Linked DNA regions of Mus musculus: region 2 is linked to region 1. A link is a contact called in ENCODE POLR2A ChIA-PET data. All regions are on one chromosome and are shown on one strand. The core of a region is the stretch at or near the end of the contact, and the rest is flanking DNA. Distances in the headings are between cores, read along the strand shown. Region 1 holds the start of Rpl39 (ribosomal protein L39). Region 2 holds the start of C330007P06Rik (RIKEN cDNA C330007P06 gene).

Region 1 (3,647 bases), core at 572-3,071:
ACCACTCATACAGCACTGGCCACCACAGGAGCTCTCAGGTTGCTTGTAGCCATGAGGAACTAGCTGCTCTGCTGGGAGAAGTGAAGCTATGGAAATCAGGAGAAAGTCCAGAGCTGAGTGCAGTGTGTGTTAGGTATCTGTGAGGAAGGGAAGAAGAGGCAGGCTGCTTGGGGACTCACGTGGTCCTCAGCCTTTCACATCACAATCTCATCCCCTCCCCCGGAACGACATACACAAGGTAGTTCTGAGAATAAGTTGGCACTGATAAAAGGAATCTTTAACTTTTTATGATATCCACAGGTATTATCTTTAGTTTTCAGCTTCTTGTTGTTCTATGATGTGCTCTTTCTATAGTTTACCTTTTAGAAGTAAGGTCTCAATATATAACCTAGGCTAGCTCACAATTTATGATCTTCTGGCGTCTGCCTCATAGGGACCTCATAGGGGTACACAACTATACCTGACTTTCTGTTTTATTTACACAGCAGTTGAGCAGATGTCAAAGAGAAGTAGTTCTTACCTTCCACCTTTTTGAGACAGGGTTTGCCTTGTTTCTGTTGCTGTGTTAAATACTCCAGGCTAGCTGGCCCTCAATCTTCCAGGACTTTCTCTCCTGTCTCCACCTTCTATTGTGCGGTAGGAATCTTAGGGTTGCAGATACATAGGAGTACTTATTTATTTATTTATTTATTTAGCGACAGGGTCTATATGTAGTAATCCTGACTGGCTGGAAGCTCAGTATATAGACTAGGCTGGCCTTGAGCTCAGAGATATTGATCCTTCTGCTTCAAGTGCTAAGATTAAAAGTGTAGGCCACCACGCCCTGTATCTTCACTTTTTGGGACTTGAACTATAAGTTGGCAGGATTGCGTAACTGGTGCTTTTATCTACTAACGATTCCCCTGGCCCTGGTATATGGGATTTTTACCCCACCGGAGACAGAGTTTCTCTGTGTATCTTTGGCTGTCCTGGAACTCGTGTGAGTAAACCAGGATGGTCTCAAACTCAGAGGTCTGTCTGCCTCCCAAGTGCTGGGATTAAAGGCGTGCACCACCACTTTCCGGCGCCTTTTTTTTTTCTTAAGATTTACATATTTATTTTATTTATATGAGCACACTGTAGTTATTCACTACAGATGGTTGTGAACCACCATGTGGTTGCTGGGAACTGAACTCAGGACCTCGGGAAGAGCAGATGGTGCTCGTAACCGCTGAGCCATCTCTCTAGCTCCGCCTCCCTTTTAATCAAGTATTTTTAGGTACTATTGATAATGGGTCCGTGTGTGTTTACATGGGGACGTGTACCTGTAAATCATAAGTGTAGGTGCCCCTGGAAGTCAGAGACATGTTACCCCCTAGAGCTGGAGGGTTGTAAGCTGCCTGATATGGGTGCTGTGAATGGAACTTGGATTCTCTATAATAGTGAAGTTAGTCATTAAAAGATGTCTGCAGCCCCATCTTCCTCCCTTCCAGGGTGCATCGCCAACCCTAAGCCCCGCCCCTCTCGCAGAAGCGGGGGGAGTTGCAGCTCTGGAAGTGATGTAGGCCTTTTCCCGCCCTCCTCAGAGTTGGTCCCGCCTACTCCGTTTCCAGGTGTTTGCTAAGGGTTTACTTGGTTACTTCTCAAAGGCCACCTACCATGGCCACCAAGGCTGTGGCCCTCAGCACAATGATGATCACCTGCAGGAACAGGCATGGACGCGGAGGCCTCGGAATTACGTTCTCTATAAACCGGTTTGGGTTCCCACGGCCCCATGGGAGCGCAGGGGTGGAGCTAGGGAGGACGCTGCGAGTCATCCATCCCCCCCTAAGCTCCGCCTCTAGCGACTTCTTCTAATCGCGTTCTTCCGGTCCCGGCCTTTCTCTTCTCCATTCCTCCGCCATCGTGCGCGCTATTCTTGATTCGGCTTCTCGCCATGGTAAGACTATCGGCCGCCATCCGTCCCTCAGCGGCTTTCCTGAGGCCACAGACCGCTGTGCCTTTGTGGCAGACATGCGCAGCATTGAGGGCTGGGTGTATTTTTCAGGGTTTTAGTGTTCGTTTTTGGAGCTGGGACACCTATCGGCCTGTGGGCGCGGCATGAAATTATCAAGTCCATTTACCCTTGCAGGATGAGAACGCTCTTCCTGCAGCCTGGCAAGGGGTGCAAAGTATTCTTGTTTCATATAGCCTGGGGCTGACGGTGATCTTCATGATGGGGGGGGGGCAGAACGAGAGGCTTGGGACCACTCTTAGATTGTCCCTGATCGAAGAGCATGAATCGCCATTTGCACAGCGAGATGTCCACAGTAAGGGTTAACAGAACTTTGAGATCCCTTCAGAAGTTAGCGCGTCACTCCTTGGAGGCGTCTGCTAACAGCGCATCAGTCATTGCCTACTGGCAAGATTATGCTTATGGGCGTCTAGGTACAAAGTGGGTTTAGTATCTGAATTTGTTAAATAAAACCTCCAACTGGTCTAGGGGGACGAGTGCGCTTGGCCTTCGTTGCATTTTTTTATGTAATGGTGTTTGCCTACGGAGTGTCTAGGGCTCCGTAATCTTAGGTTAGCCAGCAATGTCACTTGGAGGTAGATAAGACTTACAGAGTACAGTACCTAGTGTCATTGACTTAAAACTGGCCAGGGTTTGCCTAACCTCAAGCCATCCTTGTTCCAGTAAGTCCGTTTCCTCTCCTACTCCAGCTATTCCGTGTTTCATCGCTGGAGCCCAGCAGACAGCCAGTTTATAGGTCAGACAGGACCTGGGCTTAGAAACTTGGTGCTGATTATGAGCCATGTTTAAGCCATTAACTCTTCCTCCAGAGAAGTGATGAGGATAAAGGACTTGGTGGTTCGAGGTCGGGGAGCTTTTCCTGGGTGTATGTTCTGCAGGCCTGATGTTAGTTTGTTGGAATTTGTGACTGAATCAAGAGACTAGGCTGTGGTGTCACTAAGCTGGTTGCATCTCCTCGTAGTCTTCTCACAAGACTTTCCGAATCAAGCGATTCCTGGCCAAGAAACAAAAGCAAAATCGCCCTATTCCTCAGTGGATCCGGATGAAAACTGGTAACAAAATCAGGTAAGCCTTCTCTTGTCCGGCTTGGAAATCGTTATGTTTTAAGTAACTTTGGGCATGGAGATACACAGTTGCAAAGTACGGTCCACCCCAGTCAATTAGTGTGCTGGGGACTCCCTTTTGAAATGTTTTTCCTTTTGTTTGGGTTGGGAGCACGGGGTTGAGAACTGGGAGGAAACACTTCTCCATTCATCAAATGGGTCTTGGGGCTCTAGCTCAGGTCATGAGGCTCCTTGGTAGTGACTAGCTTACTTAGCCCCCGAAATCCCTCCACAAACCTTTTATAAATGCTTCCTAATTTCCCTAGGAAGGCTTCAAGGGATTTGACTATTCTGGCAGGAGTGTTCTTTCCTGCAACCAGAGTTGAGCTCAGGACCAGCTGGGTCTTTGAGAGAGGTGGAAGGGATCGAACCCAGGGTCTCCCCCAGGCAAGGGAAGCGCCTTTCTGAGTTCTTTCTGTGGTGTGGGGGATGCAGGCCCACATGTGGTCAGAGGACAGTTGGTGGGAATTGGTTTTTCCCAACATGCTGGGATTAAAGATAAGCATTGCCCAGTTTTGGGATTAGTAAAAATCTGGGTGTGGCTCTGCTGG
Region 2 (3,275 bases), core at 50-2,549, 220 kb after region 1:
GACCAGTCCCATCATATGCTTTATGAAAACCTGATGTGCCTTTGTCCCCTGAACACTGGGATTCATTTCTGCTTGGATAGCACTTAGTGTTTATTGTTTATTCCTTCAGCTATTGAGCTCTGACACCTAGATATATTGTCTGCTCCTTAGTCATAATCTCTTGCATTCCTAGAGCATTTAAAGTTAATATTTCATTTTTTATTTTCTGATATTGTGATATTAATATTTTAGCATTATAGAAGTCACACTTGATTTGTTAAGATGGGTATGTAAAATAATAAACAGAAAACAAAGTTTAAAAAAAAAGAGTGCTGGCTGCTGTTCCAGAGTACTTGGGTTCTATTGTACTCATTGGAGTCATGGCAGCTTACAACCATCTGTAATGCCAGATCCAAAGCCGCCTTCTGGCCTCTGCAGAAACAAGGCACAAATGAGGTGCACAGACATATATTCGGGCAAAGCACTAGTACACATAAAGTAAAGATATATAAACCTTAAAATAAATAAACTAGAGGTGCTAAACTAGGGGCGGGAGCGGTGGCTCAGTGGTTAAGAGCACTGGTTGCTTTTCCAGAGGACCCTGGTTCAATTCCCAGCACACATATGGCAGCTGGCAGTGACTTCAGTTCCAAGGGATTTGGCACCCTCATACAGACGTATATGCGGGCAAAACACCAATGTGCATAAAAAAAGCTTAAAAAACACAATTTAAGAAACAAAGAAGCAACGGGACTGGAGGATATAGCTCAGTGATAGAAGGCCTGTCAAGTATTTACAACACCCTATATTTAATCCCCACTACATCAGAAAAAAAAAAAAAAAAAAAAAAAGCTTCTACTTCATTAGGTTCTGAATACAGCCCGTAAAACCAAAATATTTACCAGTATATCTAAGATCTAGGTTATATTATAATGTATAGTCAGTCCTTTATTATGTCGAGTTTTACATATACTCATAAATATTCATGAACAAGAGAGCCGGCTCTCAGTATGTAAAAGTTTGCCGCTAAGCCTGAAGACCTGAGTTGCTTGTTTTGAGGTCCACTAAGTGGAAGCAACAGAATCCTGAAAGTCACATACAAGCGTGGGAAGGGGAGGGGACGCGGAGGGGGGCGCGCGCTCCGGAGGCGCCAATAAATCAAAACAATATTGACGACTGTATAGAAATAAAAGTATTTCAAATAACACGGAAGGTGTCGATATCTAAAGCTGTCTCAGCTGACTGAGCTTCTGTCAACTCAGCACCCTCCCCCGCCTCTCCCTGCAATTTAGCGGGATGGGACGTTCCGGAAGTTAATCAATCCGGTGTCAACACGTGATCAAGTGGAGAAACGGTCTGGCGCGAGTGTCTGTGACGCCATCTCGGCGCGACTCTTCATTTTCTGGGAGTTTTCTGGCTGCTCTGCCGGAGCTATGCCGAAAGTCGTGTCGCGGTCGGTGGTCTGCTCAGACACCCGGGACCGCGAGGAATATGATGATGGCGAGAAGCCCCTCCATGTCTACTACTGTTTATGTGGCCAGATGGTCCTGGTGCTGGGTGAGTGGCGGGAAGTGGCGGCTGCAAGGAAACATCGGGCTTCTTTTTTCTTTCTTTTTCAATCTTTCTCCCCGCCCCCCCCCCCCCTTTTCCTTTTCTCCTTTGAGACAAGATCTCACAAAGTAGCTCGATCTTGAACTCATTATGTAGCCTAGATTGTCCCCGAACTTGTTGGTAATTCTCCTTCCAGGAGTGCATTACCACTCTTAAGTTCAGGGTATTTTTTTTTTAGTGACTAAGCGAGGAAATTTTTCTCCATTCCTTCAGATTGCCAGTTAGAGAAATTGCCCATGAGGCCCCGGGACCGGTCTCGCGTGATCGATGCTGCCAAACATGCTCACAAGTTTTGTAACACAGAAGATGAGGAGACTACTTATCTTCGGAGGTAAGGGCTTAATGCTCTAGTTCACTGTTGGGTTGCGGTCTCTTTACGAGGAATGTAAATTACCCTATGCTAGTGTTAAGCAGCTCATACAGTTAGGCCTGATACTTTGACGTTTGTGCTAATCTCCTAACTTATTTTAATTCAACAAATTCTTTATTGTACTTTGTTGAAATGGTACTGAAATGTGCCTCTCTTGGCATTTGATGGCTATGATGTTCCAGTTACAGGCTTGAATGAGTTAGTACAACCTGTAACTTCTGCTGTTGTTATCAATATTATTTCCAGGGCTGGGGATGGAACAAGGGCCTTACTCTTGTTTAGTGGGCACTCTCCTACAGTTACATCTGCAGCCTTATGACTGTCATGTGTCAGGTACTGAGCTAGGTACCAAATCTGTGAATAAGGCACAGTCCTTTTAAAAGAAATCAGTTTGGAAACAGGCTTCTTCTTATGATAGAAAGAAATGCTGGTGCTGTGAACAAAGGCTATGGGAAAACAGGTGGGAGAAGGTTATTTATTTTACATGTGTTGTGGTCAGGAAAAGATCTGAACGATAGTGGTGTTTGTGCTTGGCTTGAACGAAGACTTCACTAGTTCTTGGAAGACGATGCGGAAACAGTCCAGGTAGAGGGAATCTGGAAGCATTATGAGCATCAAATATGTCTATGGGACATTTCAGTAGTCTTCTGTGGCCAGAGCATGGCTTACTGTTTTATAGAAAAGGCTTCATAAGTACTGTGGTGAGGAGAGTGAAATGCTTTATCTGAAGGCAATGAAAAGCTATTTCCTTGTGTGTGTGTGTTTTGATATGTTCCTGTGAGTGCAGGTGCCTGTAGAGGTGAAGAGAAGATGTTTGATTCCCCTGGAGCTGAAGTTCCTGGTGGTACTTGTCAACCACCTAAAGACCCTGGGAACCAAACTTGGGTCTTCTAAAAAAACAATATACTCTTAGTCACCTCACCGAGCCATCTCTCCAGCCCCTTATTTCCATTTTGTAAGGAGGGAGTAACATAGTTAGATGTATATGTTTCCAAGTTGAGGAATCCTTGATGTATATGGTAATTCAAAGTTACATAAAATGAATGTAGAGCAAAGTATAAGGCTATAGCTCAGTTGGTACAGTATTTGCAATCACTGATACTACATATAGCTGGAATGGTAATATAATATACCCTTGTACCCTTGTAATCCCAGCTCTAGGGAGATAGGGCAGGAGGATTAAACGTTTATATATATATATATATATATATATATATATATATATATATATATATATATATAGACCCTTTTCATACATACAAGATAAAACAGATGAGAAAGAGAAAGGAGTGAAGATTTACAAAGTAGACAAAAA

What was found. ChIA-PET counts read pairs that join two places held with the same protein, here RNA polymerase II (POLR2A).
Region 2: POLR2A ChIA-PET joins it to region 1 with 15 read pairs in Patski. The contact joins the promoter of C330007P06Rik here to the promoter of Rpl39 in region 1. POLR2A ChIA-PET finds 5 or more read pairs at or near these places in 3 of 5 experiments (Patski and embryonic stem cell).

Annotation. Positions count from the first base shown.
Region 1 is chrX:37,083,396-37,087,042 of GRCm38, reverse strand. It overlaps Rpl39 (ribosomal protein L39), which reads left to right and starts at 1,821. Exons shown (of 3, transcript NM_026055.2): 1 at 1,821-1,918; 2 at 2,955-3,058. The coding sequence starts at 1,916.
Region 2 is chrX:36,862,270-36,865,544 of GRCm38, reverse strand. It overlaps C330007P06Rik (RIKEN cDNA C330007P06 gene), which reads left to right and starts at 1,299. Exons shown (of 7, transcript NM_029951.1): 1 at 1,299-1,536; 2 at 1,804-1,921. The coding sequence starts at 1,413.